Linked DNA regions of Mus musculus: all the other regions are linked to region 1. The links are chromatin loops, found by intact Hi-C in ENCODE. Cell type or tissue: left cerebral cortex. All regions are shown on one strand. Each heading gives the region's core, and the rest is flanking DNA. Links, peaks and the distances in the headings are about the cores only.

Region 1 (6,384 bases), core at 791-5,790:
AGCTTGTCTGCATATGTATGCATTGTGAAGTACATATCTCTCGGTAATGTTGACTTCCAGAGATGTGCAAGAATTACGGGTGAATTGGATGTGTGTGGTACAAAAGGTTATAACTATAACAAAACCATAACGGATGTGTGTATGTTCGCTCACACTAAGGTAGAATTGGTAGGTATGTGTCATAGGCACAATCCTGCATGAACTTGTGTCAGGAGTGCATATTTAAGTACGTTCACCAAAACACAAGAAAGTGATTCTTAGACTCTTCTGTATGCCTACTCCTGCTGTAGAAGTTGGTGTGGAGCTTTGTCTATCCTTGAAGATTTAAGATACTCCAGAAGGAGGGGAGGAGCTTCCTTTAAAAGACAATCTGCAAAAGTTCATTTCTAGAAACTAAGCCACCTGGGGAAAATAATGGCACTAGGAAGCTAACAGTACTAGGAGTCTAAATGTTTCCCAGGAATTGCCACAGTCGGGGTGGTTGTGCAGAGCCCTGATTCAGGCCCAGAGGAGCCAAAACAGTGTGAAGACCTGCATCTGCTTCTGAGTCACCAAAGAGGTCACCAGAGGCCATGCTTTTCTTCTTAAATCAGCAATATAGTTACATAGTTTAAAACATTAAGAAATACCCATATGCAGGAAGTTCCTTATTTGAATTGCCAGAGAGTATCCTGCAAAGAAAGAAGGATTAGGGGGCTGGAGAGATGGCTCAGCAGTTAAAAGAGCACTGACTGCTCTTCCGAAGGTCCTGAGTTCAAATCCCAGCAACCATATAGTGGCTCACAACCATCTGTAATGAGATTGGATGCCCTCTTCTGGTGCGTCTGAAGATAGCTACAGTGTACTTACATCTAATAAATAAATAAATCTTTAAAAAGAAAAAGAAGAAAGAAAGAAGGATTAGGCAAGCAAAGGCTAATTCTACTGAGACTGGAACTCACTAGGATAGAGGAGGAATTATGAGGATGGCTTGGAAATATTGAACTTAGGAACCCTAAGAACCTAGGGAGAAAGGGATGGAAAAAGGTGAAGTGGAGGCATGGTTTCTGGAGACAAAATGAGCAGGCAGGTTTCTGATGGGGCTACAGCACTTGCAAAAGCACAGAGGTTATGCCTCTCCTTCCTCATTTAAAGATTAAAAAAAAAAAACTTTCAGAAAGATTAACTCACTTTCCCAACCATATTGTGGAGGCTGGTCTTGAACTAAGCTATGTGACTCCAGATACCACACTATTATTGCTGTGTTTAACAAACTGTTGATTTCATAAATAAGGAATGAGCAAGTGGCCAGAGTTGGTAATGAACACCGGGAATCTCATTAATGTAGGGGCTGAGACCAGGCTAACTTGGGCTGCACAGCAAGATCTGGTTTTAAAAGAAATGAATAAGTAGGTGATTCTAAAATCTTTCAGGCAAGAAACTTCTGCCACTTGTTCCACTGTCATTGCTCACTGGGGTCAATGATGTACCCAATCATTTTGGCCCTATTCCTTACTAAAATCTCACTCCAGTTTGTTGTGAAGACACTGGCACTAGCTGTTTCATCTTCCTGCCTCATATACCAATCACAGCAAACATTATTCTTGGGAGATTATTTGAAGTTCATAAATTCTCCTAATTCCTAATTTGCAAAGTAGAAATATTATCTGTAGATCAGATTGTTGGATAAGCCAAGGTACATTTAAACAAATAACTATGCATTTGCAATTTTGTTATAGCCAGACTCTTACAAGTTGACATAATGGCTTCTACATCTTATTACTGCCTGAATTACTGTTTTAGGTCTATTGCTGTGAAGAGGTACCATCACCAAGGCAGTTCTCATTAAAAAAAAAAAAACATTTAATTGGGAGCTTTCTTACAGTTTCAGAGATGAGTAAATTATTACCATAATCAGGAGTGTTGTGGCAGACACAGGCTTGATGCTGGAGCCATAGCTGAGAGCTATATGCTGATCCACAGACAACAGACACAGACAGACAGACAGACAGACAGACAGACAGACTGACTGGCTGGCTGGCTGGCTGGCTGGCTGGCTCTGGGCTTGGCATGGACTTTTGAACCCCCAAAACCCACCCCAGTGACGTGCTTTCTCCAACAAGGCCACACATTCTAATCCTTTTAATCTTTCCAAACAGCACCAGTCCCTGGTGACTAAGCATTCAAATATATGAGCCTTCTTATTCAGACCACCAAAATTACTTTATTTTTCCACATGAAAGTATTATGTGGCTTCCTGTCTGCAAAGAGGAAGACATCCATGAACACTAATGACACTGGGTTTGGGCTATGTCCGGAGCAGAGGAATGAGGCCATGTAGACTAAATATGTGCATGTGGAGGAGGCTGAAAACACATCAGAGCTAGCGCTGCAGGAAATGCTTCTGCATTGCATACCCAGAGTTTCCTTGCTCATCTGGGAGTCTGTGTTTTTCCTAGATGTGTGCACTTGTGTGAGATTCTCTGGGTGTGAGTCAAAGTGTTATCTGAATGTGTAATGTGTGCTCAATATGCTCATGTGTGTTACCCTGAGCTTCTGTGTCTACATATATACCTGGATGCCTGTGTGTTCTGTGATGTACATATATATTCTGTCTTTCCTTCCTTTTCTATTTGTGTTATTCCATGTGTTCTTTCAGATTCTCACCACCAAGGGCAAGGATATGTTAACTACCCAAGTGTCCACCTCCGCCTGTCTGGTGATGTTTACGCCACCCCCGTGCTCTTTTCTTTGCCCGACAGAGTTGTTATAGGAGATGTCTCCCCGGGAACACTGCAGGAAGGAGAATTTCTACATTTATGTTCCCCTCTGAGTGTGCTTCTATCCCCAAAATGCCTTCAAAGGTGAAAATCAACACTGGAAACCCAAGTATCTGGGAAGGGCAAGAGTGTGTAAGTGCAAGTTAGCCTAAGGAATAGGAAGAGGTTGGTAAACAGGGTAGGATCGTGGGAGGGAGTTTCGTTACTACAGGTCCGGACCCTCAGGACAAGAACCCCACCCCCACTCCCCAAATTGCGCATCCCCCGCCCCCATCAGAGGGGGAGGGGAAGAGGTTGCGGCGCGGCGCATGCGCACTGTCGGATTCAGCACCGCGGTCAGAGCCTTCGCCTCCGCTGCCGGCGCGCACCACCACCTCCCCAGCACCAAAGGCTGACTGACGTCACTCACTAGCCCTCCCCAAACTCCCCTTCCTCGCCGCCTTGGTCGCGTCCATGCTGCCGTGAGTCCAGTCGGACCGCACCACGAGAGGTGCAAGATAGGGAGGTGCGGGCGCGACCATACGCTCTGCGGCGGCAGAGCCTCGGCGCTGCCTCAGTCTGCAGCGGGCAGCAGAGGAGTCGCGTCGTGCCAGAGAGCACCGCCGTGCTCCTGAGCCCCTCGCGCTCCGCCCCCGCGGCCCACAGACCCACTGCCCCTTGGATCCCCTGCCCCACGCCGCCACCATGAACTACCTGCGGCGCCGCCTGTCGGACAGCAACTTCATGGCCAATCTGCCGAATGGGTACATGACAGACCTGCAGCGCCCGCAACCGCCCCCGCCGCCTCCCTCGGCCGCCAGCCCTGGGGCCACGCCCGGCTCCGCGACAGCCTCTGCCGAGAGGGCCTCCACAGCTGCTCCAGTGGCTTCTCCAGCAGCCCCTAGTCCTGGGTCCTCGGGGGGCGGCGGCTTCTTCTCGTCGCTGTCTAACGCGGTCAAGCAAACCACAGCAGCCGCAGCCGCCACCTTCAGCGAGCAGGTGGGCGGTGGCTCTGGGGGCGCAGGCCGCGGGGGCGCCGCCGCCAGGGTGCTGCTGGTCATCGACGAACCGCACACCGACTGGTAAGCCGCTGTTGCGCCTCCTCGAGGGCCTGGGTACCCAGATGTTTCTACAGTGAATGAGCTATTATCGAGCGCCACTTGTGCGCCTGATATCTGGCCCCCTCGCCCAGTTCCTTCCTTTTAATGATTTGTGCTCAGCTCTCCCTTTAAGCCCCACTTTTACCTCCCCCAAACTAAAATGGGTACAAGGAGCAATTATCTGTTGCCTCTTCTTATTACTCATTCCCAAAAGCTTTTGGCTTCAATATATGCAGAAAGCTTTCAAGGGCCAAATGTGCCCTACCTCCTCTGTCCAGCTCTTGCCTGGAAGGTCTCATTCCCTAATGAGTCTTGTAAGCATTAGCACCTGCATTATACCTCACTGCAGAGCCCTTCCCTGGAAGTCTTTGGCTCTAAGGACTTCCTTGAGCATGTTTTGAGAGCCTGATTCACGCAGTTACCCTCACCCCTTGCCCAAAGGCCATCTCTCTAATGGATCTTGTGAACGTGTATCCAATTGATGCTATATGTCCCACCCCAGAGCCCTCATCAAAGACCTTTCAAACTTGTCTGTAAGCAGTGATTGAATGTGTCTGTTGTGTATTCCACCTCATTTTCTCATCACAAGCTCTGACTCTAATGGATCCTATGAACCTTGACTGAATGCCAAGTCCAGGTACGTGCTCTGAAGGGACCCATTTTCTCTGAAGGATCTAAGAGGCATTAAATGCTTAACATGTACTATTCCTAAACCTGCCTCAAACAAATCATTTTCCAAGCATGAATTCTGTGAGGGTTTTCAAGCTTTCTATGTGTGACTCATTACCAGTCTCTCCTCAATGACCTTTTCCTATAATGACTCTACAAGACATTTATTGAGTGCTTTCTGAATCTCCTGTTCTCCAGACACTTTTCCAAAGGTCTTTGGTGGATCCATTCAATATTGATTAGTTCCCTAAAATGAGAGCCTTGTCAAAAGATCCTTTCCTTTCAGCAAGTGTCTGTTGAATGTCAGCTATATACCCCACTCCCAATCCTCTATCTAATGATTTGTCCTTTAGGGGCTTCCATCACCATATACTGAGCACCTTTTACATGACCCAGCCAAAGACCTCTCCACAAAGGTCTGTGATAAGAGTTAATCCAATACTCAAACATCTAGCAGTTGCTGTGGGCACCATTTGGGTCACTTTTGCCAAAGGCTTTTTTGTTTCACCCTTCTTTAGAGCATTTATGGAACACTTGGTCTACATAGGCCTTCTCCACAAACATCTTTCTTGGATAAAAGGAGAGTTGTGCTTGCCTAGATCAAGTTTCTGCATTCCCTTCCCCTTTCCATTCGGGGCTTTTCCTCCAAGAGGGCATTTATCAAATAATTCCTAGCCTTCCTCATCAAAGGTCATTTGTGAATAAATTCAGTGAACACTAATTTCTCATCCACCCTGTACTCCAGTCTGATAACTTTCCTCCAAAGACCCTTTCCTCCAGTGACCCCCATGAGCATTTATGGAGATTTGTGTGTTTATGCTTGCTCCTCGGATACAGTTTCCTGCAGTGAATGTAGCCAGCACCTATGCAGTACCTGTTGTTTATAGGACGTACATCTCCTTTCATTATCCCTAGGAGAACCTGCCCCAGCCGTGAAGCCTGCCCTCTAAAGGCTTTCCTTCATTAACCCAGGACCCAGTATATAAGATTTACCCTTTCCCATCCCCTTTAGTAACCCCTGAGAATCCTCTCTTCCCAACCTTAAGTCCATGCAGCGAAATATCGTTGGTCTATTTAAGCCAGTCAACACGTACTGAGCATCAGCTGTATGAGTCACCCTCAGTCTCCTCTTTCCAGGGCTCTGGAAGTCCCTGCCATTGCCTTAAGAGCTCACACTCCAAAGATCGATTTCAGTCAACACTTACGGGGTACCATCTGCCTACTGGCTTGGTCACCCCTCCCTCAGAAGCTCTTGCCATGCCATCCTTTCTGTTTAAGCCCTTTAATCCATTCTACAGATAGTTGTTGCATTCTTTCTATGTGACAGAATATGGGATGCATTTGTTAAGCACTTTTCTATCCTGGGAAGAAACCTCCCTTAGTTCCCCCTTCTTCTACTCCTAATCACTAGCTGAATTTCCTATAACTTTTCCTACTTATCCCCATAAGCATTTGATATGCAAATATTGTATACTTTGAAGAACATACCCCCTGAAGTACAATTTCTCCCCATTATTTTTTAAGATTTATTTATTTTATGTATATGAGTACACTGTAGCTGTCTTCAGACACACCGGAAGAAGGCATCAGATCTCATTACAGATGGTTGTGAGCCACCATGTTGTCGCTGGGGATTGAACTTGGGACCTCTGGAAGAGCACCCAGCGTTCCTAGCCCCTGAGCCATCTCTCCAGCCCTTCTCTCCAATATTTTGACTAGATCCTGCCTACACACACACACTTTGTAGTCACCTCCCCAGCAGTCCTTCCCCTCTCTCATTAATCCAGAAAGTATTTATTAATCTCAAGCTGTATTCTGTTCAAATAACCACATTCTCATCAATACAGCAGGCTTCTTCACCTTTCCTCCAGCAACCC
Region 2 (6,384 bases), core at 1,385-6,384, 57 kb after region 1:
CAGGTGTGTGCCTGAGTGTGTTGCTTCTGAGAGTGGAAGGTTGCCAATGTAACTATGCCTGTCTCAAGCTTCTCTGTGTGATGAGTAGATGCCCAAGTAGAAAGTTTCTCCCTATACACACACATCTTGGCATTGTTTCCTTGGCCTGCTCCCTGGATGACACCCTTACCAACATCATACCACTCAGTTCTCTGCCTTCCTATGATGTCACTCATTTGGGAAATGAGGAAGGAGATTGTAGAGGGAGGGAGAGACCTGAAGGTCAATCAGTCACCCTTAGACTATGGGGCTTCCTGTGCCTGTTGGGAACTGCCACTGACCCAGAGCCTAAGAATGCTATCTCTACCCTGTCAGTAGGAGGCAGGGGCCCTACATTTGCACATGGGGTATGGTGGGGCTAGAGTCCTCATACTCTTTGCCTAGCCTGGGACACAGGGAGACTTAACACATCTTTGCCTAACACATATTTGCCTGAATATGTGTCCTGAATATGTATTATCTGTGTGTCTGATTTTCTGTATGCTTGTATTACAGATATGGAAAAAAAACATGTTGAATGTCTAGATATACTTTTCATGGACCCAGAAATGTGATGAGGTCGGAGTTACAGCGATTTGGTTATATGAATGCCTAGAAATGCATTCTCCTTCTGTATGTTGTATTAATCCTTCTGTTTGCTGTGGGCATGCCAGTGATTGCTGCATATGTCCATTTATTGTTTGCCTCGAGAGTAGTGTGTGCTTCTATAGTGCATAAGTAGTTCTGTTATATGTCCTTCTTTTATGTAGGTGAGAGCAAGGCAAGGTAGCTCATGTGTTAACTCTAAGAGTCTTAAGAGTGTGGAATATGGGGGGGGGGGCTGGCGAGATGGCTCAGTGGTTAAGAGCGCCGACTGCTCTTCCGAAGGTCCCGAGTTCAAATCCCAGCAACCACATGGTGGCTCACAACCATCCATAACGAAATCTGATGCCCTCTTCTGGAGTATCTGAGGACAGCTACAGTGTACTTACATATAATAAATAAATAAATCTTTAATTAAAAAAAAGTGTGGAATACACGTTGCTTAGGAGTATTGGCTGCTGTCCCATGCTATGACCACATGACCTGACTCACTGGATCTCTGTGAAGCCCTAGAACTAAATGTGATTTAAGTTTCTGGTTGTCTTTCTCAGTGGATGTGGAGTTCTTAATAGATGTGGACACCTCTGGCTTTGAATAGAATTCTAAAGGTGTGTGTGTACATAAAGATGAAGCTTATATGTAAGGTGTGGCTGAAGGCCTCATTGCTGCATGCTAACTACCACACCGTCTTACACACACTAACTCATACAAAAACAAACTTTCTCAGGCTGGAGAGATGGCTCAGTGGTTAAGAACAATAACTGCTCTTTCAGAGATCCTGAGTTCAATTCCCACATTGTGGCTCACAGCCATCTGTAATGGGATCTGATGCCCTCTTCTGGTGTGTCTGAATATATGAAATAAATAAACAAACTTTCTCTATTCTGGAAAGTTCCCTCATCCTCATCTAAGGACTCTGCATGGGAAATCAGATATGGAAAGCCTAAGGTTTAGAGAGTGGACCAGCAGGCAAGGAGGTGCATTCAGTTCTGAACTCAAAGCTGCTGTGAAACAATTGACTGCTGTTCTGCCTGTCTTTGACTAACCTTTTTCTGGGGAAAAAAATGTCAACCGGTGTGGCTCACACTCTATGGGTCACCAGCTCTTGGAGACCAGCAGAACAGCTCTGACCATGCCTCTTTTGCCTTCATTTTCACCAGCTCAGCAGCACAACATACCCTGTGGTTGTGAAGATGGGCCACGCACATTCTGGGATGGGCAAGGTAAGTTCTAGTAGGTCATATGTACATGTTTGTATAGTACATGTTCTTGGCACTGTAAGTAGTTAGATGTGCATCTGTGTACTCAACACATAACAATAATTCTGTTTGATGATGCATTCTGGGATGTCTTCATCTAATTGGCTTTTGTATTTTCATATTTCGCTGATTTTTCAGCCCATATATTTCTCATGCAACCAGCCAATTTTATATGTCCTGCTACCATGCTAGTGTACCAAGCATTTTATATATTATATATATAATAGCTCTATTGAAATGTAATTCCACATTTTATTCTACTCCCCTGTTTAAAATGGATAATTTGAGATGAGGATGTAGTACAGTGGTAGAGTGCTTGTGTAACATGTGAACATCCCTGTTTGGTCCCCAGCACTGCAAAAAAGTGGTCTTTAACATATTCAGAGTTGTATACAAGCAATTGTATGTTTGTGTGCACATGTATGAAATAGGTTACCCATAATTATGTGTGCTTGGGTGCCTTGGCATATCTACTTCGTATTTGTCTACACATTCCTCCAGATACATTCAGCCCTCACTCCTGCCTTCATCCATGCCTACACCCACAGGTCAAGGTAGACAACCAACATGACTTCCAGGATATTGCAAGTGTTGTGGCACTGACTAAGACATATGCCACTGCTGAGCCCTTCATTGATGCTAAATATGATGTGCGTGTCCAGAAGATTGGGCAGAACTACAAGGCCTACATGTGAGTAGAGAGGCGGGCCTTGTGTGTGTGTGGAGGGGCTACCTCGTGCATCTCATGTCCCACTAAGCCTCTCCCCCCCCCCCCACTAGGAGGACATCAGTGTCGGGTAACTGGAAGACCAATACAGGTTCTGCTATGCTTGAGCAGATTGCCATGTCTGACAGGTGAGACACATAATTGAGGAGTGGGAGTAAGGATGGAACAGAATCATCTGAGCAGAGCAATGACAAGCTATCCTGCTCCTTGTCTTGGCAGGTACAAGTTGTGGGTAGACACGTGCTCAGAGATTTTTGGGGGACTTGACATCTGCGCAGTGGAAGCGCTGCATGGCAAGGACGGAAGGGATCACATTATTGAGGTGGGAACACCCAGGGATTGGTGGGCACAGAGGGAAGAGTGGCTGCACAGAAACGATGGGCTAAACTGGAAAGCATTTTGTGACTCAAAAGTCCTCCAGGAAGGGTGGTGGAACTGTAAAGTATTGTGTGAGCTGGGACATCCCTAGCAAATGACAATGGTAAAAACTTGGGCATCTTTGGTGAATGGGCAACACTTGCTAAGATATAAAGTGCTCTGTGAATAGAGATATCTTGGTAAATGGCAAAGCACTTAGTTAACCTTGAAAATGTCCTAGAAACCACAACAAAGCACTCGGTAAAAGACAAAGTACCCAGTGAAAGCTGGGACCAACAGTACATATTTTATGCTTTGTGGGCCATGCAGTTTGGCACTCTGATTCAGTCCCATAAAAGCAGCCACAAACAAGATGGAAGATTTGTGCAGCTGTGCATATGGATACAACTCATGTGTTTATGTCTATAACTTTTAAGTACACTGAGTTTAAATTTCATATCTTTTGCACACATGAAACCTTTTTCCCCAACCACTGAAAGCCATCGGAGGCTGGGTGCAGCGGGAAACGGTAATCCCAGCACTAATGAAGAGTTTGAGGGTAGCCTAAACTATGGTACATGCCTGTAATCCTAGCAACTTGGGAGGGTGAGGCAGGATCCTGCCTATGATTTTAGGGTTAGACTGGTGGTTTTTAGGCTTGCTGGGTGGTTGTGGTTCTACTTCCTTTAAAATAAGAAGAAAAAGATATAGAACATATCTTAGCTCATGAGCCATAGAAAAACATGTAGCAAGCTAGATTTGCCCCCATAGACACTGATTGCAGAGCCAGCTCTAACACTCCACCCACAAAGCTGTCCAGAGCCTTGGAACTGGCAGGCTTTCCTTACAGTGCACAATCAGCGCCACTTAGAAGCCAGACAGAGCTCTCTTTGCAGTCACCATGTTTTTTTGCCAAGTGAAAGTATGTTGTTGACACTGTGGCCTCACATGCACTTCCTGCCTCCCCTAATACTGGATCCTTTTCCCTCCCATAGGTGGTGGGCTCCTCCATGCCACTCATTGGTGATCACCAGGATGAAGACAAGCAGCTCATCGTGGAACTTGTGGTCAACAAGATGACTCAGGCTCTGCCTCGGCAGCCGCAGCGGGATGCTTCCCCTGGCAGGGGCTCCCACAGCCAGGTCAGGCCCTTGGTCTTGAGCTAGTGGGAAGGAGGCCAGCCCTTCATCAACCTGATGCCATAGAGGTGGTATCAATGGACTATTAATGTCACCTTTATGCACTTGTGGCCTCACTAAATTGCTGCTACCTTGCCATCTTTAAGAGTCTCCTGACCAAATATGGGGTGAGAGGCCTCATAGCTCCATATCCCCTCAACTGGCCACAAATGGGGCAACACCCAGCACACAGGGAACCCATGTCGTTTTGATTGGCTGTTGCTCCCACTCTCCGGTAACTATTTTTAATCTCTTGTATTCCACTCTTCTGCCACAGTCTTCATCCCCAGGAGCCCTGACCTTGGGCCGCCAGACCTCCCAGCAGCCTGCAGGTCCTCCTGCTCAACAACGACCCCCACCCCAGGGTAAGTGAGGGCAAGCCTTCTGGGTTCCTACCATCCCAGGCGGCCTCAGCTCTCACTCACTCTCACTTGCTGTTCTTTTTTTCTGTTCCTAGGAGGCCCTCCACAGCCAGGCCCAGGACCTCAGCGCCAGGGACCCCCGCTGCAGCAGCGCCCACCCCCACAAGGCCAGCAACATCTTTCTGGCCTTGGACCGCCAGCTGGCAGCCCTCTGCCTCAGCGCCTACCAAGTCCCACCGCAGCACCTCAGCAGTCTGCCTCTCAGGCCACACCAGTGACCCAGGGTCAAGGCCGCCAGTCGCGGCCAGTGGCAGGAGGCCCTGGAGCACCTCCAGCAGCGCGCCCACCAGCCTCCCCATCTCCACAGCGTCAGGCGGGGGCCCCGCAGGCTACCCGTCAGGCATCTATCTCTGGTCCAGCTCCAACGAAGGCCTCAGGAGCCCCACCCGGAGGGCAGCAGCGCCAGGGCCCTCCCCAAAAACCCCCAGGCCCTGCTGGTCCCACTCGTCAGGCCAGTCAGGCAGGTCCCGGACCTCGCACTGGGCCTCCCACCACACAGCAGCCCCGGCCCAGCGGCCCAGGTCCTGCTGGACGTCCCGCCAAACCACAGCTGGCCCAGAAACCCAGCCAGGATGTGCCACCACCCATCACCGCCGCTGCCGGGGGACCCCCGCACCCCCAGCTCAAGTAAGGGGACCTTTATAGCAGCCTTGGCCTTTGCTGCTCACAGAGTGCACTGTCCCCAGTAGGGCATCCCCAGATCCCAAGGAAAACCAGATCTCCTTTGCCTGGGCCAAACCCCTTTTGTCTCAATCCCAGCAGTTGAGGGAGAATCCCAGCATCTCCACTTCCAGTTCAGATTCCTCCCCTACAAGCCCTGGGAAAGTCCCCCTTCCAGACCTTTGGCCCATCCCAGTAGCCTGGCTGACCTACTTCCAGTACTTCCCTGTCCATCTGATCTCTTATTATCACCCTCCTCCCAGACAGCCCTGAACTCCCTCAGGCCAATTTGCAGCAAGCCTTCCATCATTTCCCTTTTCAGCCTTTCCTCAAACCTTCCCTAAGACTCCTTTCTGGTCCATTGCCAGATACTCCTGCCACTTCAAACTCTCCCAGATCATACCATCCTTTCTGCTTCTCCTTGTCCATTCTATTCCCCTAGCCCTTAGCTCCAAAGTTTTCCCTGGCCCCCACCCCCACCCCATCTGTTCCCCCTCAGACTGGCTTACCTCATACTAGACTGTCCCTAGCCCAGGCTCCTCCTAGGCTCCTTGCTGGAACCCCTCCTTTCATCCTCCATATCAAACTGACCAAGGAATCTTCCCATTAAACCACACCACTTTATCTTATATCTAAGTCCTCTCAGCTGACCCCACATTCGCCTCAGTCTCAGCTTCATCACCCTTGAGAATCCATCAGGGTTCAGGGGCATGCTTGGGGGTGGGAAGGTCACAGGCACAGCCTCAGGATCAGAGGGGCAGGGCTGGGGCTGGGCCTAGGGTAACATTGTGTTTCTCTCCCTTCCTCCCCTTCCTCTTCCCCCTTCCTCCCATGCCTCCACCTTGTCTCTCTCTAGCAAATCCCAGTCTCTGACCAATGCCTTCAACCTTCCAGAGCCAGCCCCTCCCAGGCCCAGCCTTAGCCAGGACGAGGTGAAAGCTGAGACCATCCGCAGCCTGAGGAAGTCTTTCGCCAGCCTCTTCTCCGACTGACATCCCACTCTGAGAACCCCTAAACCCCTAGACAGCCCTCTCTGGGTCCTGAGTCCATTTCTCACTTTTGGAACCTCCAAATCCCTTGAGAACCCCTCTCCTGGTTCTCCTAGAGCCCACTTCTCATTCCTCAGTATGTCCCTTGAGAAACCTGGTCCTAAATCCAGT
Region 3 (6,384 bases), core at 928-5,927, 92 kb after region 1:
AGTTAAGGTGACAAGAGGAAGTGGAGATGGGTTTAAAGGAAGGATTGCAGGGAGAGACAGCTGGAATTGCAGGGCATTTGGGGGATGGTATTGAAATCATGTGCAGTGGAAACTTTCTAAAATATATGAAGGTGATCCTAATAAGGTGTCCTAATATTCGTGGAGATGAAGTCGCAACTGGCCACCTCTTGTCATAAAAGGAAGCTTCCAATACTGAGGCTGAGCTGCATTCAGTTGAGTTCTTTGCCAACAGGGTCCCATGGAAATCTCTAAACAACCCAGGCTGACAACTGGGACCCATTGCTGAGGACAATACCCACACAGCTTATTGTATGGAAAATTAGAGCTGGTGCCAACATGAAGCATTCACTCCTATGTCCTAGTCTCTTTGGTGTGAGAAGGTACTCTGCAAGCTACCAAGAGAAAGATGTAAATGCTAACACAGCTACAAAAAAACTCTAGCTTATAATCAGTCCTGCATACAAGATATGATAGGGCAATGGTGGCAAAGAACTTGTGGAAGTTCCCAACAAATGTCTAATTTGACTTAAGGCCCACTCCATGGAAGGAATTTATACCTGGCACTGCTTGGGTGACCAAGAACTAGAGACCAGATAGCCAAGAGACCTGGGATAAAACCACATAATATTGCTAAAAAATGGGGGGGGTGTCAATAAAATGACTCCTGATGATATTCTGCTATATGCCTTAATCAGCCATCATCAGAGAAGCTTCCTCTGGCAGCAGATCGAAACAGATGCATTCCCGCTTGTGCAGACACACACACACACACACACACACACACACACACACAGAGGGGAGGGGGAGGGAGGGAGAGATCCCTGGAACACACAACTGTAAATGAGATGATGTCTCCATCCAATCTTTTCTTCAGAGTTCAGGGGAACCTTCAGAAGAGGAGGCAGAAAGAAAGCATGGAGAGCAGCAGGAAAACAAGGTCTGTAAAAGTAAACAAGGCTCATATGAAGTCTCAGAGACTGAAGCAGCAAACACAGCGTTCACAGGTCTACACCAGGTCCTCTGCATATATACTGTAGCTTTCCACTTAGTATTTTTATAGAACTTCTGAGTGTGTGAATGAGTGGACTTCTGATTCTTGTTCCTGCTCCCCAGTCTCTTTTACTTCTGTTGGGTTGCCTGGTCCAGCTTCCATGTGGCGTACTTTGTTTTATCTTATTAAACAGGATATAGGGTATGAGAATAAGAATCTATTTTCAATTTAAAAATAATAAAACCTTAATTCTAAATAATGCAGTCAGATTAAATTTCCACTCTCTTGATGAAAATTTAATTTTAATACATGAAGCCTAGGGAGGCAAGCACAACAAATGACAATAATATGTCATTTTTAAAATGTCCTAGGTTATGGGTTCTGCTCCTATACTGCCTGCTTCCTGTTGCGTCCTTAGTTTTTATTCTGTTTTGCACTTTTACATTGTAAATAAGAGGATTTTTATTTTTATTTTCTTTCATTTTGTGGTTTATCTCTTAGACCTAATTACAGTATAATTTTATGAAGAATGCATCTTAATATAGTAAAATATATCACCCCATTTTTGAGACAGTGATTGCTTTGAACTCACAATCTTCCTTGTCCCACCTCTCAGTTCAGGGATTATAAATTCATGCCACTACTAGAGTCACCTCTTAATTACTTAATGTTTGTGCTTCAGGGTTTTCTTTTTTTCTTTTCTCTTTTTTTCGAGACAGGGTTTCTCTGTGTAGCCCTGGCTGTCCTGGAACTCACTCTGTAGACAAGGCTGGCCTCGAACTCAGAAATCCGCCTGCCTCTGCCTCCTGAGTGCTGGGATTAAAGGTGTGTGTGTGTGCTGCCACCACCGCCTGGCCAGGGTTTTCTTTTGTTGAAGAAGAAACACAGAAGTGGATGATCACAGTCAGCTATTGGATGGGTCACATGGCCCCTAATGGAGGAGCTAGAGAAATTACCCAAGGAGCTAAAGGGAATTGCAACCCTATAGGTGGAACAACAATATGAACTAACCAGTACCTCAGAGCTCTTGTCTTTAGCTGCATATGTATCAGAAGATGGCCTAGTCGGCCATCACTGCAAAGAGAGGCCCATTGGACTTGCAAACTTTATATGCCCCAGTACAGGGGAACGCCAGGGCCAAAAAGGGGGAGTGGGTGGGCAGGGGATTGGGGGGGTGGGTATGGGGGACCTTTGGGATAGCATTGAAAATGTAAACGAGGAAAATACCTAATAAAAAAAAAAGAAAGAAAGAAACTCCTTAGTGATACAGGCTCAGAACACACTGCCACAAATTATATAGAGAATTGATGTATTCTGTACTTTGAGTTGAAGCAAGACCTTTCTGACCTTGTCCCCTGCCCCTTCTCTTACTTGGCTTTCCTAAGGCTAGCCATAAAAACTAGTCCTTCCTCTTCTTCAATGCAAGGCACAAAACCTGGAAATAGTGCTCTAAACTTCTGTCTTTCTATATGGGAGTTGGCCATAAATTTGAGAATTTGCCTTGGCTAATAGGAGCTCATGGGTCCTCATTCCAGCGATGCCCTACATCTGTGGATAAGGAATAGAGAGAGGCCAACTGGATGGGTCCCCACTGGTCCATCTATGAGACAGCTTTCTACTACTGTAACACACACACACACACACACATTTCTGAGCCTGGGTTGGTGGTTCATGCCTTTTATCCCAGCACTTGGAAAGCTAAGGCAGGAGAGTCATGAGTTCTAAGCCAGCCTGGGACCTACCTTATCTCAAAACAAGACAAAACAAAACAAAAATAAAAACAAGCTGTAATAAACTCAATTGTAATTTGTTCAATTTACTATTGTGAAATGTTTCTCAACGTGCATTCACCAAGCACTTATACATCTGTGTCTTTTCAATATGTTTTTCTAAGCATTTCTATATCTCTACATCTTTTAAGTATATTTTAAAACGAGGATAGGAATCTTAGAGGGATAAAAGCTGCAACAAAAACTACTTGCATGCTTTTAACAAAATAGGACTCCTCCAGAACCACTAGTTATTTTTAGAAACCACGTCTATCTCCGCCTCCATGGCTGAAAGGAATTGCAGACACCATCTGTCCTAAGCTCAGCAGCTGGAACTGGAACCCAATAGCCCCAGCCACGTAGGTGGAATGTAGGAGGACAGCAGTCCTCGCTGCTGATTTGCTGATTGTTGTCGCAGTGGTTTGGTGTATGCTGGGTGTCACTCAGAAAATGGAAATGGGGCCCTCTGCTGGGCTATGCACCAAATTCCATCTAGGGAATTTTCTGGAAAGAAATTAGCCATAGTGAAGGACAAAATTCTAAGAGCCAAAGAAAAAGAACCAAGTATCCATCTGAGTTTAAATGCCAGTTAGAAACAGCTTAGAAAATTTATTTAGGTAACCACATTAGAAAGCTCATTCCCCCTCTCTTTTGTGTTATTGAATTAAAGTTTGTTTTTTTTAATGGATAACTAAAGTATAATTTTTTTAAAAAATCATCATATTGAAAAGCAAAACTGTGGTTTTTAACATTCTTAACTTTATTATTTTCAGAATATTAATAAACATATGTATTTTAATTAATTAGTTTATTTATCGTACATATGTGTGTGCATGCATACCATGGAGCAGGCACATGTGGAGGTCAGAGGACATCCCCAGGGACTCAGTTCTCTCCTTCCCCCAGTCGATCAGGCTTGATATTGGATATCTTTATCCACTGAGCTCTCTGCTACTCCAAACATTTGTAGTTCTGCTTTGTTCTTTAAATATCAGACTTCAAATCTACCTGGGTAGTGTTCTGACAGTTTTCTTCTCAGAGCCCCTTGACTCCAGCTATAGTTGGAGCAGAGGATGTTATAAAAGCAATTGGATTATGAGTCTGAAACCCTTTGATACAGATATTTAGAAATTGTTAGTGTCGATATAAGGCTGATTCTTCACTCCTCACGTGTGTTATTAGTTAAAAAAAGAGTAGTAATCAAAGACATTTCTGCATAGACAGCCACAAACTCATTAAACACCGTCATTTAAAGGAATGTGCTAACTTAGAAAGATGCTGTTGTGTTATTTCCAAGCGAATAAAAATAACGTGTAAGAGAATGAGCGCTCCCCGATCTCATTTCCTTTTTTTTTAATTTTCTTAGAGCCTGATTCTACAGCCCAGTGTCACAGCAATTGCTTCCTATGTATGATTCTGAGCTTGGTCTGAAGCGCTGTAAAACACACAGAACTGTCTTAATAAAAGACCAACAGAAACTTCAGAAGCACAGCAAATAATCAAATGCTAAGGGATTTCATTGTTTCTTTCATGAATGCTGATTTCTCAATCATAAAAAATTCTTTTTCTTCCTTTACTCTTTTTTGAAATGGGGGGTGCGCCTCACTATGTAGCCTAGCCTAGCCTCAAACTCAGGATCTTCCTGCCTTTATTCTTCTAAGATTGCTAGTCTCACTTTAAAATATACTTAAAAGATGTAGAGAAATGGAAATGCTTAGAAAACAATATTGAAAATACACAGATGTGTGAATGGTGAAAATACATTAAGAGACATATCACAATAGTAAATTGAACATATGTACACCACCATACAAAGCTCTGCCCTTGTTTTTTAATTTTAATTTTATATTTCCATGGTGTTTTGTTTTGCATTAAAGCTTTTATATTGGTGGAATTTTATTTTGGTGTGAGGTCTAATAAAATACATACCATATTTTCCTGTTTGTCCCCTTCAAGAAGCTACTAGAGTAGCCTAGAAACATTTGGAAGCTATTTGCCTTTCTTAGGGAAGTAACACAGGAAGAAATTAGTAGAAAACTGTTTTGTTTGGTTGGTTGGTTTTGGTTTTTCGAGACAGGGTTTCTCTGTGTAGCCCTGGCTATCCTGGAATTCACTTTGTAGACCAGGCTGTCCTCGAACTCAGAAATCCGCCTGCCTCTGCCTGCTGAGTGCTGGGATTAAAGGCGTGCGCCACCATGCCCGGCTTAGAAAACTGTTTTGATGCTGGAATCCTGAGGAATAAAACCCTGGCTCTCAGAAATTATAGACAAATCCCTCTATCACTAAAGCTGTGTGTCTCCAACCATAGTGACAACTCTTTTTTTTTTTTTTTTTTTAAAGATTTACTGTTGGGCGGTGGTGGCTCACGTCTTTAATCCTAGCACTTGGGAGGCAGAGGCAGGTGGATTTCTGAGTTTGAGGCCAGCCTAGTCTACAAAGTGAGTTCCAGGACAGCCAGCAGGGCTTTATGGAGAAACCCTGTCTCGAAAAACAAACAAACAAACAAACAAACAAACAAAAACCCAAAGATTTATTTATTATATGTAAGTACACTGTAGCTGTCTTCAGACACTCCAGAAGAGGGCATCGGATTTCGTTACTGATGGTTGTGAGCCACCATGTGGTCGCTGAGATTTGAACTCAGGACCTTCAGAAGAGCAGTTGGCGTTCTTAACCACTGAGCCATCTTGCCAGCCCCCATGACAACTCTTAATGGAAAAAAATGTTCAAAAATCTTAGACTAATTCTGTTTTATAAGTGGGAAGATGCCCCATAAAAGACTATGGAATAAATACTTAATCTATCATTACCAAAAATAGACCCATTTCAGGACATTACTTGAATAAAGAAAAGGCAAAATAGTGTGGCATCTTACAACGTTCCAAAGGATTCCATTACCTTTAACTTATATCGGTAACACAGCTGGGATTGGTAGCTCATACTTGTAACCCTATCATCTGGAAGATGGAAGGAAGAGAATCAGGAATTCAAGGTCAGCCTTAGCTAGTTTGAGGCCAGCCTATAATTCACGAGACCTTGTCTCAAAAGAATGGTTGGTAATAAATATGTCATTAAATATTACATTACAGAGGCCTAGAGTGATGGTTCAGCAGTTAAGAGCACTGAATGCTCTTCTAGAGGATGCAGATTCTTTCTATTCTCAGCACCCACATGGTGGCTCAAAACCATCTATAACTCCAGTTCCAGGGGATCTGATGCCTTCTGGCCTTTGAAAGCGCTGCACTGTTGTATAAATTTTTAATCCCAATTTGGAGTTTCTACCTCACCTTGATCATTCAGTTCCTGGACAAAAGACACACAACTGTTATTATTTTAAAACATACATGTAAGCAAAACACCCATACACATAAAATCTTTTTTATTTAAAGGAGCACTATAGAAGAGTACAGAGTACTGCAGTTGCTTGGACCAGAAGTTTGAGACTTAGTCTGAACAACATAATACAACTCTGATTTAAAATAAATAGTAAGCCAGGAGTGGTGATGCCCACCTTTAATCCTAGCAACCAAGGGGAACGGGGCCAAAGTCTCTGTATGAGTTTGAGGCCAAGCTGGTGTACATAGTGAATTACAGGTCAGCCAA
Region 4 (6,384 bases), core at 985-5,984, 67 kb after region 1:
AAATTCTATTTTATTTTATTATTTTTTTATGGCTTTGGAACAGGGTCTTATGTTGTATACCAAGCTGGCCTGGAGCTAAGTAGCCTGGGCAGGCCGCAAGCTCTCAGTGATCCTTCTGACCCAACCTCGCAAGCTCTGGGATCATGGGCATTAGCCACCATACCTAGCAGTGGCTATGTTACAGATGACAAAGTAGGAAGCCAACCTTCTTTATCAATACTGAGAGAGAGAGGCTCAAGACATAGAGACATGTGTGACATGGGAGGATGACAGTTTACTAATCACTGAGAGGCTTAGAGGCAAAGAATCTAGAGTCCGAAACCATGTTACAACCCAAACCTTTACCAGTCACTCATTGTACAACCTTGAAGAGGACTTCTAACCACTTTGGTCCTCTTGTTCCCAAACCATACAACTGCTATCATTACAGCAGCGGCTTTCTGAGGATGTCACAAAGGGTGAACAAATGGTCTGAGCGGTCCTTAAAACAGCTGGACAAACAGTAAACATTCTGAAACTTCCAGTTTGTTTCTGGGTACCTGAGTCTACTTCATGGAAACTGTCACATGCAAACCTCTTTAATATAGTTTATGAGAAAACCACATTCTTAAGTATTAACCACTGTTTGAGTACGCAAATGCAAACAACAGGGATAATATTTAGATCACAGAAGACAACAGAGCACCAGGACATTCCCTTCTTGTTTTGATACTTGAGCTGGAACATAACCTTTCATATGCTAAGCACATGCTCTACCACTGAGGATACATACTTACACACAAGGACTAGGGGGTTTTTTGGGGTTTGGTTTTTGTTGTTGTTGTTTCGAGACAGGGTTTCTCTGTGTAGTCCTGGCTGTCCTGGAACTCACTCTGTAGACCAGGCTGGCCTCAAACTCAGAAATCCGCCTGCCTCTGCCTCCCGAGTACTGGGATTAAAGGTGTGCACCACCAACGCCCAGCTCTAGTTTTGGTTTTTGAAACAGGGTTTAATGTATCGCAGGCTGGCTTCAAATTCCTGATCCTCAGCCTACCAAGTGCTAAGAGTATAGACATGTGTACTACCACAAAAAAAATTTTTTTTTGAGACTAGGTTTCATCACATACTCCAGATTTTTTGAACAATCTATGTATTTCTGTGTGTGAAAGTATACATGTATGTGTTAGTACGTGTGTATGAAGACTTAAGTGGAGGCCAGAGGTCAACCTAGGATGTTGTTTTCAGGACCTACTCGAGTTGTTCATGCATTATTTTATAAACTGGTTTTGAGGCAGGAGATTTTTCACTGGGACCTGGGACATGCCAATTAGTCTAGACTGATGAACCTCTGGAATCTTCCTATCTGTGTTTCTCCAGTGCTGAGCTTGTAAGCCTGTGCTGCCACACCCAGCCTTTTACATGGGTGCTAGAGATCAAACATAGGTCTTCTTGCTTACATGATAAGCACTTTACTACATTATCACACCAGTTCTGGTCTCAAACTGTTGTTCCTTCTGCCTCAGCCTCCCAAGTACTAAGATTACAGGCATGCACCATCATTCTCAACACAGGGATTTCTCCCAAGTACTAAGATTACAGGCATGCACCAACATTCTCAACACAGGGATTTGTGTGTGTGTGTGCGTGTGCGTGTGTATAAGAGAGAAACAGAGACAGACAAAGACAGAGGCAATATACAGGTATGCGTGTACATGTACATCTGTGCACACAAACGGAGACCAGAGGTCAATGTCAGGTGTATTCTTCAATCACTCTCCACATTGTTTTGTATGTGGCACACATACATGACTGTGCATGTGCATGGGTGGAGAAGCCAGAGGTTGATGTTGGATTATCTATCTCCCTTGATTGTGTTCCACCTCTTTGGGTTTTTTTTTTTTTTTTTTTTTTTTTTTTTTTTTTTTTGGTTTTTCGAGACAGGGTTTCTCTGTGTAGCCCTGGCTATCCTGGAACTCACTTTGTAGACCAGGCTGGCCTCGAACTCAGAAATCCGCCTGTCTCTGCCTCCCAAGTGCTGGGATTAAAGGTGTGCACCACCACGCCCGGCTCCACCTCATTTTTGGAGACCGAATCTCTAACTAAACCTAGACCTCACCAACTGCCTAGACTGGCTAAGCACCAGTAATCCACTCTTGTCTCTGCTTTCCCAGTGCTAGGATTACAGGTGTGCACCACTGCACCCAGCTTTTTACTTTTTATGTGGGTGATGGGAATCTAAACTCAATCACAAACATATTAAGCACTTTACTGATGGAGCTATCTTCCCAGCAAATATGAAGATTCCTTTGTCTGTGATCATCTGTGTATATAGAGCATGTGTGCCACAGTGTACATGTGGAGAACAGAGGACAACTTTCAGGAGCCAGTTCTTTTCTACCATATAGGTCCCAGGGACTGAATGGACTCAGGTTGTCAGTCTTGGTGCTAAGTGACCTCAGCAGCATAAAGATTCTTAATAGTGGGAAGCCAGTAGATAAATAGAATGCAAATTAGTGCATACTCAAATCATCAAACTTTACAGAGATGAGCTGAGAATAAGTTTTCTTATTGTGGCATCCATTGTGTTTATCTGATAAGAGGGGGGAAGCCCATATATGCATCCTCAGATTGTCAGAAATTATACCTTCCTGATAACAGGGAGTATAGCTCAGTGGTATTACATGTGCTTAATATGGTTACACACACACACACACACCCTATACAACCTTGCTTATATAAAATAAAGGCACAAAGTACTATGCTACATAGTAACTGTAGTGGCTAAAATGGTGCCACCCTGGTTTTTTCAGTGTGAATGAATTAATAGTGTTGATCATACCTTAATTACATCAATTATAATAACTACACAACGGGAATATAGAATATGACTATAATTAATATTGTTGTTTGCATCAAAGAAAATTTTAAGTATAAAATTATGATTAACAACAAGCCCACAACACAATGAGTATAATAGCAGTGACTCAGCAAAAGGAAGGACGGATATGAGCACTCCTGGAGCTGGAATTACATAAAATCTTCATGTGTTAAATAATCATGGGAAGGTCCTATGGCTAGATCTAGTTCCCAGCCAGCAAATAGCAATGTTCATCCAAAGAAAGACCATCATCATTGTCCTCATCTGCAGCCCATTGCTCAGAGGAGAAAGGGTCATCTCTTGGAGAGAAATTGAGCCTCATTATACTTCCAACATGGCACAAATAGAGTACACACCCAGGAAGTACCCCAGCATGGCTTTTTCCCAAACACTAAATGCTGCCTGCCACCATCCTGTCCCACTTACATTCACAGCAACCTCACCTGAGCACCTGCATCTCATTCTTGAAGGCCTGGGCCTGCTCAGCGGTAGGTTGGGCCACCTTGAGCACTTTCACAGCTACATCGCCATGCCAACGCCCCCGAAACACAGTGCCAAAAGAGCCTGTCCCGATCCTCTTCAACAGCTGTACCTCACTGGGTGGCACCTCCCAGTAATAGCCTGAGTCCCGGTACCCCAGGTTCTTCTGTGGGCCAGATGGGTGGCATCAGAGGGGCCTACCCACAACCCTCCGTCATAGCACTCAGGCTATGGTGGCCCCCAAGGATTTCCTATGGCATACCACTTTTTTCTTTTCATCTGCCAAGGACTTCCGCTCCCGCTGTTCTGAAGGTAACTTGGAATGTGGGGACTTCCTCCCTGAAGACACACTAGCTGGGCTAGGGCTACCCCGAGGGGCTCCATCACCACCTCTACCAGCAGCTGTGGTTGTACAGAATGCTGTGAGTGGAGGCAAGTGGGGTGGTGGGGCAGAGAGCTCAGGGTGCAGAAAGGGGTGGGGGTTCTCTCACCATCGGTGCTGAAGCTCTGAGCAGTAAACTGGAAGGAGGTGGGAGCAGAAGTCAAAGTGAGGATATGGCAATAGTAATGGCTCTAAGCAATGCTCCATGCTCCCCACTGTCACCTCCTTGACACCCACCTGCATGAGGCTGGAGTCCATGGGAGCTGTGGTGCTGACCATGTGGACGTTAGGAGTAGATGTGGAGCGGATGCGCTGCAGTGGGGGATTGGCAGGGGCAGGGAATGAGAAGTGCTCCTGGTCACGTTGCTGGGTAAAGGGGCTAATAGAGAAAAGGCTATGAAATCGCTGCAGAAGGAACTAAAAAGCAAAGAAAGCCCAACTCCACCACCCTGAATGTGCGTTCACTCAAACAGTACATGTCTGTTGGTCAGACCAGTAATCATCTGCCCAAGAAACATTTACTGAGTGCCTCCTGTGTGCCAGATGCAACTCGAAACAGAGGAGATCAAACTGTGGATACCATAAATAAAAAGCTCTTGCCCTTGTAGAGTTTTTAGCAGAGGCAGAAGAATAAAAAAGCAAATATATAATGTGCCTGTCAGTGATAGGCACAAAAAGAGGAAAATCAAATGAAGGAGGTAGAAAGTGTCCCTGGGGGAGTCAGGAGTGGGTTCTCAGAGAGGGTAATATTGGGAGAAAGGTCTAAAGAAGGAACAATGAAGGACAAAGATAGTTGGAGAAAGGGTAAGATATGACTTTTTATTACATATCATAATGACATGTATTTTTCAAATATATTATTTATTTTATAATAATGAGCATTACCTATATTAAAATGGCAACGTTTTCAATACACATATTATATTATGTAATACACATTACACACATCATATAACGATTATACATATATCACGTTACAAAACACCTTTTTTACTGTTTTAAGACAGTCTCATGTAGCCCAGGCTGGCCTTGAACTTGCTACTTAGTGGAGGGTAGCCTTGAACTATTGATCGTCTTGCCTCCACCTCCCATGAATTATACCTTACAGAAAAACATTCTTCTGTTACTTTCACCATCCTGAGATTAAATTCACAGGTAAATCAACACACATACACTCATAACTACAAATAATAATACATTAACCTTACTTTTTATATATTATGCAAAACTATATGCTATCATATCCAACATAAGTGAAATAAAAGTACTTTCTGATACAGTAACATTTATTTCAAAGAGAAAAGACTGGGGTGTGGTTATACTGGAAGAAATGAACAAACTAGATGATTTTATATATACACTTGTAATGAATAACACTTGTTATTTACTCTGTATCAGATCTTGCTTTAAGCATTGCAAATATCTCAACCCTTAATCCTCTTCAGAACCCACTAGGGAAAATCTCATCCCCTCTTCCCAGATGAAAAAAATGAAACCTGGAGTGACTGGGTGCCTTACCAATGATCCCACAATCCCATGCCCATATTCAACACTTGTAGGTACTCAATAGTATTTATCACGTAAACAAATAAACGAAAGTATAATCTCTCAGGGTCCTCCAATCCTTCTTTCACTGGCCCCCTGGCCTTTCATCTACGACATCCCTACCTGGGACCCTGGGGGGTTAGCAGCTCATTCACAGAGAGATTTGAGGGAGCCTCCTGCTGCCTGGAGCCTCCAGACAGATCCTGGATGCTGTGGTAGAACCTTGAGGGCATAAAGGTGTAAAACAAGAAGGCTGTGAGTATAGCTTGGCTGACTGTAAGCCCTCGTGCTGGGGCTTCCGTCCTCCCCACCCCTCAAGCCACCCCAGGCTGGGCTCACTGTCGGCGGTTGGTACTCATGTCAACGCAGACGGTGGGGACCTTGGAGGAACAATGCTGGTGGAACTTGTAGCCACAGGTCTGGCAGCGGAATCCATGGAACAGAAACTTAAGGCAGAAGTCACAGAAGGCCAGGCTGAAGAATGTCTTCCGTACCTGCAGCCACAAAGCAGGGAAGTGCAGGCCCGACTGAAGGCCCTCTCTGTCCACACTGTGGCCTCCCCCACCATCCCCATTAGACTTACAAAATTGTGCATGGTCAGTGGCACATCTTCTAGGACCTCCACAATGAGCTCCTCACCATCCAGAGGCGCAATGGCTGTGTCCCAGGCAGTGACTGTCTTTCTTCTGCAAGAAGTATGGGAGAGAATGAGAGCGATGATACACTGGGACCACAGTAGACAGGGAAGTTCCCAAAGTTCCTCTCAGTCCCATCCACGAACCACTCTCCCACATGTTTAATTCTCACTACGTTAGTCACTTTTGGACAGGAGAGATGATGGCTCAGCAGTTAAGAATACTTGCTTTTCTTTCAGAGGACCTGGGTTCAGTTCCCAGCACTCACACCGTGGCTCATAACCATCCTTAACTCCGGTGGGATCTTCAACCTTCTTCTGGCCTCCATAGGCGTGAGGAACACACACAGTGCACACGCATGCAGTCAAAACACTCATACACATAAAAAGGGTAACATTTCAAATAAAAAATAAAGTTAGTCACTATTTTTACTCCCACTTTACACATGAGGAAACAGGCTCAAGCAATTAGGTGAATTGCCCAAG
Region 5 (6,384 bases), core at 461-5,460, 73 kb after region 1:
AAAAAAAACAAACAAAACAAACAAACAAACAAACAAAGAATAGAAAGGTCAATGAAGACCACCAACTCCATGGTGTATGGGGACCATGAGAAAAGAAAGAGCTTGTGACTTCAAGAAATGGTGAAAGAACAAAACAGATGAACTCTGGAAGGTGACAGACTGAGGACTTGAGGGCTGAGTGCATAGTGAATTGCAGACCTTCCAATGGTCAATGAAGGGAAACGAAAGATGTCACCTGGGTTACCTCAGATAGTGGAAGACTCCAAGACAAATGAGGAGGAATAAGATGGCACTGAAGAAAGGAGGTGTGTAGGGACCCAGTGAATGGCATGGGGTTTCCATACTTACCCTTTGATGAGCCTGTAGACCACACAGCAGTCCTGGTTGAGACCCCGCACCTTCAGGGCCTTGTCCAAAGAGTCATAGACACTCATGCCTTCCCGGACAGTCACCTGTGTGTGTGTGTGTGTAGAGATTGGGGTCTTCAGTATCCAATAGGTACCCTAGCCAATTATTCCTTCCCTCTGCAGCATTCATTCCCTAACCCTCGCCACCCTTCTGATCCCACACTACGACTATCTGGAACCCCTGCCAGTACTGCCTGAGTGACTCACCACTGTGCGTTGCTTGTTAGGCAGGTACACTTTGACAGTGCCAACTGCCCGAGATGGCTCAGCCCCACTAACAGGAGGGCCTCGTGGTGGTTCCATGTTGCCTAAGATTGTTTTCAAGATGGGCTGAGGTAGGACTGGGCAGCTGCCATAGGCCTCCTAGCAGAGGACAGAGGAGAAATTCAGAGGTCTAGTAATGACAGCCTGAAAGCAGAGTGGCAGAGGACATATAAAATTCCATCTCCAAGTTCCCACTGTTCCCTAAATCCCACTTTTTATGAACCAGCCCAATGATACTAACCCTTCTCTGCTGAGAATCTCCTATTGCTTATGTCATAGTTGAGTACCAAGATCTGAGACTCACTGCAGTGAGGAGACAGTGCACACGGTTCTGGACAGTGCAGAACACATGACTCTCTAGAGATTAATGGGGAAGCCATTATGTACTGCACTGAAAAATCACAGGTCTCAGGCACACAATGGAAATAAACAGGCTGTCTTAGCTTCAGAGAATGGGTAATCAGACACAGACAGGGGACAGGAAAATGGAGGATCATCAGACCTTGTTTTTAGATTGAAGGAAATGAAGACAGTACCAATGACCTTAAAAGGCACTGTGGGTATTCCAGAGCATAAGCTATAAGGCTAATGGTAGAATCAAAGGTACTGTCAGGTAGCTAATAGAGGTCACCAGACCCTCTAGAGTCCACAGAGGTTCGCCATACCCTAGACTAAAGAGAGATGTAATAAGAGTCACTACAGACTGTGAAAAACAGCTGGATAACAGACCACATTACACACTAAATCAAATGCAGTGGCAATGATGGCTCATCAGAAAACACTATCAAGAGGAAAGGCAAAGGAAGACAATGGTATCCAGATGAAGAAGATGGAGGTGAGGTTGGGGGAAGGGTTTCCAAAAACTGTACCTGATAACTACTGGGGGTCACAAACAGATTACTGGTGTAAACGCACTGTGAAATCATGGAAAGGGATTAGGGTGAACTAGGGATAATGAGGTAATCGTCAGACATCTTCCTAGGTGGCGTAGAATATGAAGGGCAATAAGGAACCATGGGAGAGAGCTGCATCTCCTGGACGTCGTGAGGAAACGTCATTAGACATTTTAAGGGGTTTAAGAATTCACCTTGGAATTTCGCACCCAAGCCCCAGACCCCAGACCCAATTTGGCTCCGTCCCGCCCTCCCCAAGGGCTTCAAGCTCTGTGCAGGTGCACTGCCACGCGCAGCAAGCGAAACCACCACTGCAGCCTGCAGGCCGACTCCTCCATCCACTCCCACGGTCGATGACGACGGTCTCGCCCTGGTCAAACCACTCCTTTGGTTCCGGGCGGGAGAACGCTGAGATTCAGACGGAAGCATCTTGGAGCTGAGCTTTCGGTCTGGACTTCATACCCGGGTCCCGCAGCCGCTCCAAAACCCGAACCCTACCGGGCCTGCCCTCACCTGTCACACCGCTACCACCACCACCGCCTCCATCTTGGGCTTGTCTTCTTGTTTCCTCTCAGTCCACCGCCACCGTCCCTAGGCTTTTTGCTATTGGCTCGCTGTGACTCGTCTCTCCATTCTTATTGGAGGATGATCATGCCCATCAAGACAGGGCCAGCGGAATGTGGGTCGTGTTCCGGATTAGGAGGGGTGGGCTCAAATGGCTGTCTCTAGGGCAAATTCGCCTGTCCTGATTGGCGCGCAGGCGCAGTCAGGGCGACTACTGCGTTTTAAGGACTTTAACCCTAACCGTGCTATAGAATAAAGAAGCTTGTCTTTTTTTGGTGTGCGTGTCAGAGGCACGACTCCATTTCAGTTTTGTATTTTCTGGCCATTTAAGACTGATCTGAGCAAGAGAAACCCTTAAATGCAATTTGGCCAGTAGTGTAAAGCACATTTTAAAGGACTATTCATATATCTTAATTTGATGGTCTTTAAAACAGGGTGGACTCAGACTAAATGATGTTCAGTATTTACCAGCTCTAAGAAACTGTAGTCATAACTTTTGCTAATTAGCGGATCCGTGCTGGAGGTCTGGCTCTAGGGAGGGAGGAAAGGGGTTGAGGAATTTGAAAGACAGACCACAGCTGGCTAGGTGAAGAAGGGAGTGTTGTTCTGGAATGCAATCCTGTGGCAGCCATTTGTGGACATATTTTAGGATGAATATAATTCTTAAACTGAATTTACCCAGGCATCAGAATAAGAAAAGGCACAGACACACACATGTGTATGTACCTACATTCTTTTTTTGGAGCATTTCCTTCAGAAAACTTTTATTTTCTCTGTCTATTGGAGATAGATAGATAGATAGATAGATAGATAAATCTTCCTTAAAAGCTTAGTTCTAGGGTTGTAGCTCAACAAGAGAATGAACCACAAAGCCCTGAGTTAAATTCTCAGCACCCTGCCCCTCCCCAAAGAGTATGGCAGTCTCTTGCCAGTTTTACAACCACAGAAAATTTTCCTAAAGGCCTTGAAACCATCTCTTTCAAATGTAACAACACCCCTATCTCCCTGTCTGATGCAAACTTCCTCTATGTGTCCAGCTCAAAGTTGTTCCTTCTTTCTTCTAAGATATGAGTCTTGGTTTTCCTTTGGATATAGTTAAGTAACAGATGGCCACCCTGACTACTAGATGAATTTAAGAGAAACTCTGTGTCCCAAATGGTACCGTCACGTTTTCTTACTTCAAAACGAGCTAGTAGTTATTTTGAGAACCTGTATGTAATGGGCTGAGTCTGTTGGTTCTATAAAAAGATAAGATTTCTTTCTTTAAGTTCTTTGCAAAAACAGGACAAGAAATAATTTGAAAATCAATCAATCATGAATCCAACAACATCATTTCTAAGTGTTTACTCTAGAGAAATGAAAACATATACCCACATGGTATGCTGGTAAATGTTAACAACCAGCTTTTCAAAAAGAAAACAATTGTAATTTGTAACATTTGTCAGTTGTGGTATAAAGATTCCTACAGTGGATGTTTCAAACTACCAATATGACATCACTGAACCAGAATTAAGAAAGGCCCTAAATTGGCTATGGTGAGCCAACCACAGCCCATTACATATCCACACTAAAACATGTATGCACATATTCAGATTAGCTTTATTCATATTAGGAAATGTAAAAACTAAAAACAAAAAAATACTAGAAACAGCCTTGGTATCCAACAAAAGAATAGACCATGAACTATGACAACGTCACATAATAGAACACTCAGCAATCACAACTATAGAACAGCATAGATGAATTTCCTAGACCTAAGTTTAAAAGAAGGAAAAAAAACCAGGAACTAAAGAGTAATACTATAGTTTTCATTACTATAGTTTTCAATGGAATTCTAAGCCAGGAAAAACCAGTTTATAGTGAAAGAAATCAAACTAGCTACCATTTGGGGAAAGAGTAAAGAGAATATTACTATGGTGTGGATGTGGTCTGTTCTTGTCAAAATTCATGGTGGAATTTTGGTAGCCAGTGCATGGATACTGATAGGTGGGGCCTTTCAGGGGATTGACATCATCCGTGCAAGACTGGATTAGTTCTTGCAGCAATGGATTAGTTCCTGCTCTTCAAACTGACTTATTGGGTTCTAGGGAGACGGCTCAAGTTGGTAAAGTAAGTGTTTCAGGTACTTTCCACATAAAAATAAACCAAGTGTGGTGATCTGTGTTTGTAATGCCAGTGAGAGGAGGAAACAGCAAGATCCCTGAGACTGGCTGCCAGCAAGTCTAGCTGAGTCAATGAGCTCCAGGCCAATGAAGAGGCTCTGTCTCAACAATCAAGGTGAATGAAATCTAGCAAGATGGTTCAGTGGTTAAAGGTGCTTGTGTTGCAGACCAGCTAACCTGAGTTTGATCCCTGGAACCCACAAAAAGGCAAAAGGAAAAATTGACTCCACAAAATTGTCTTTTAACCTCCACATATATACTATAGCACTTGTGTACCCCATTGTGCATGTACAAAATAATAATATTAGTAATAATAGTAAACAAAGTTGATGGCACCTGAAGGATACTGGAAATTGATCCCTTGGTTTTATATACATGTACATATATGTACAGGTGTCATGAATTCACATATATAAAAGATAACGGTGGATGCTGATATATGTACTTGTGTGGATATATGCACATGTGCATGCAAGTTCATGTGCATGTATGTGTGGAAGCCAAAGATTGGCCTAGGTTGCCTCTTTTTTTTTGATATGCCCCTGTTTCTTATATATTTTCTTAATTTTATTTTTAATTATTTTTTTACACTCCATATTCCATTACCCGCCCCACTCCATCCACCCTCCGACTGTTCCACACCCCACACCTCCTCCCCACCCCACCCTTGTCTCCACTTGGATGCCCCAACCCCACCATCACCACCACCTTACCTCTAAACTCCCTGGGGCAGTCTCTCGAGGGTTAGGTGTATCATCTCTGAATGAACACAGACCTGGAAGTCCTCTACTGTATGTGTGTTGAGGGCCTCATATCAGCTGGTGTATGCCTCTTTCAACTCATCTCCACTGTATTTTTTGGAGAGTGTCTGTCATTAAATCTGAAAGTCACCCTTTTTGCTAGACTGGCTGGCCAGTGACCTCCAGGGATCTGCCTATTTATACCTTCTCAGCACTGGGGTCACAGACATACGCTGCTGCTGGCTTTTATCTTCAGGTCCTCAGGACTGCATGGCAAGTGTTTTACTGAGCCATTCCCCCAGGCCCCAGGATGAGTTATATAGTATCTGACCCACTTTGTCCTCACTTAAAAAAAAAACATTTTTTTTTATTTCTTCCCACTCTGTGTGTGTGTGTGTGTGCCTGCAGAGTTCAGAAGGGGACATTGAATCCCCTGGAATTGGAACTAAAGGTAAGCTACCATATGTAGGCACTGAGAACCAAACTGGAAGAACAGCAAGTGCTCTTGACTGCTGAGCTATATCGCTCCTGCCCCCACTGCTCTCTTCTCTGCACTCAATCTTTCTTTTACAAAAAACAAAAAAACTATGGATTATTTTTTTAGAATTTTCTTTTAAATTAAATTTCTGGACCCTCAAATCCCCATCTCCCAGTGCAGGCCCATTACATTATAATGTCTTGATTACCTGCTGCTGGAACTCAGTGAGAGGGTCCAAAATACCTTGGGAGATCAAGAAAGGGATGTGGGGTTGTTTGTTTGTTTGTTTGTTTGTTTGTTTGTTTGTTTTTGTTTTTTGAGACAGGATTTCTCTGTATAGCCCTGGCTGTCCTGGAACACACTCTGTAGACCAGACCGGCCTCAAACTCAGAAATCCACCTGCCTCTGCCTCCCACGTGCTGGGTTTAAAGGCGTGCGCCACCACGCCTGGTTGACCTTTCTATTCTTGTGCTCCTTGGTGCCTTTCTTACTTTTAACTCGTGAGCATCAATCCAGTCCCAGAACTACTACTTCCTTCTCCTCCTCCATCCTTCTTTTTTTGAAACAAGGTTTCTCTTTGTAGTTTTATAGCAGGGCCCCAGATCTTAGTAGGCCCCTAGACCTTTCGACTCCCTGATGGAAGTACCATTCAGGGTAAAACTTAGCACTTAGACAGTTCCATCTGCCAAAACTAAAACAAACACCCAATCCATCAAAGTCAATATAGTCTCTAAATGTACTAACCTTGCTTTTTGGCTTCTGTAGTTCTACTTCTGGCTAACTGTTCTTGTTAACTAAAGTGTGTCAATCCAGGATATGGTTTTCATGCTTAAAATCTCACCTTGAGAAAGGCTCCATGCTGCACTGGGATCCTAA

The links. A loop is a pair of places that touch in the nucleus more often than their neighbours do. Peaks named below come from ENCODE experiments on the same cell type or tissue, not always from the same donor. Only the 100,000 strongest peaks of a DNase experiment are listed, where the experiment ranks them.
Region 2: a loop joins it to region 1, with 3.0 times the contacts of the local background. A loop is called at or near these places in 4 of 42 quality-filtered maps.
Region 3: it touches region 1 in a loop (7-fold over the local background); 9 of 42 quality-filtered maps call a loop at or near these places.
Region 4: a loop joins it to region 1, with 3 times the contacts of the local background. A loop is called at or near these places in 3 of 42 quality-filtered maps.
Region 5: it touches region 1 in a loop (2.7-fold over the local background); 7 of 42 quality-filtered maps call a loop at or near these places.

What each region holds. Positions count from the first base shown.
Region 1 is chrX:20,917,849-20,924,232 of GRCm38, reverse strand. It overlaps Syn1 (synapsin I), which reads left to right and starts at 3,315. Exons shown (of 13, transcript NM_013680.4): 1 at 3,315-3,820. The coding sequence starts at 3,444. In left cerebral cortex, for the core only: a CTCF peak has its summit at 3,472; DNase peaks (open chromatin) are centred at 2,430, 2,669, 3,203 and 5,641; H3K4me3 peaks cover 3,072 bases; H3K27ac peaks cover 2,539 bases.
Region 2 is chrX:20,861,306-20,867,689 of GRCm38, reverse strand. It overlaps Syn1 (synapsin I), which reads left to right. Exons shown (of 13, transcript NM_013680.4): 6 at 1,782-1,844; 7 at 2,429-2,571; 8 at 2,661-2,735; 9 at 2,827-2,929; 10 at 3,960-4,106; 11 at 4,420-4,507; 12 at 4,600-5,191; 13 at 6,081-6,384. The coding sequence ends at 6,216. Mir5617 (microRNA 5617) reads left to right here and starts at 4,508; the gene lies at 4,508-4,564. In left cerebral cortex, for the core only: no CTCF peak of the experiment used is centred there; a DNase peak (open chromatin) is centred at 3,793; H3K27ac peaks cover 1,297 bases.
Region 3 is chrX:20,825,922-20,832,305 of GRCm38, reverse strand. It overlaps a transcript of Araf not described here. Among named protein-coding and RNA genes, the nearest start is that of Araf, 19 kb to the left of the region's middle. In left cerebral cortex, for the core only: a CTCF peak has its summit at 3,249 (motif pointing left); DNase peaks (open chromatin) are centred at 2,648 and 3,129; H3K27ac peaks cover 1,581 bases.
Region 4 is chrX:20,851,032-20,857,415 of GRCm38, reverse strand. It overlaps Araf (Araf proto-oncogene, serine/threonine kinase), which reads right to left. Exons shown (of 16, transcript NM_009703.2): 4 at 5,848-5,950; 5 at 5,604-5,758; 6 at 5,388-5,486; 7 at 3,957-4,098; 8 at 3,829-3,856; 9 at 3,600-3,739; 10 at 3,301-3,503. Among named protein-coding and RNA genes, the nearest start is that of Araf, 5.7 kb to the right of the region's middle. In left cerebral cortex, for the core only: no CTCF peak of the experiment used is centred there; a DNase peak (open chromatin) is centred at 3,359.
Region 5 is chrX:20,844,313-20,850,696 of GRCm38, reverse strand. Araf (Araf proto-oncogene, serine/threonine kinase) reads right to left here and starts at 2,154. Exons shown (of 16, transcript NM_009703.2): 1 at 2,078-2,154; 2 at 615-770; 3 at 349-452. The coding sequence starts at 710. In left cerebral cortex, for the core only: no CTCF peak of the experiment used is centred there; DNase peaks (open chromatin) are centred at 2,216 and 3,268; H3K4me3 peaks cover 1,585 bases; H3K27ac peaks cover 1,923 bases.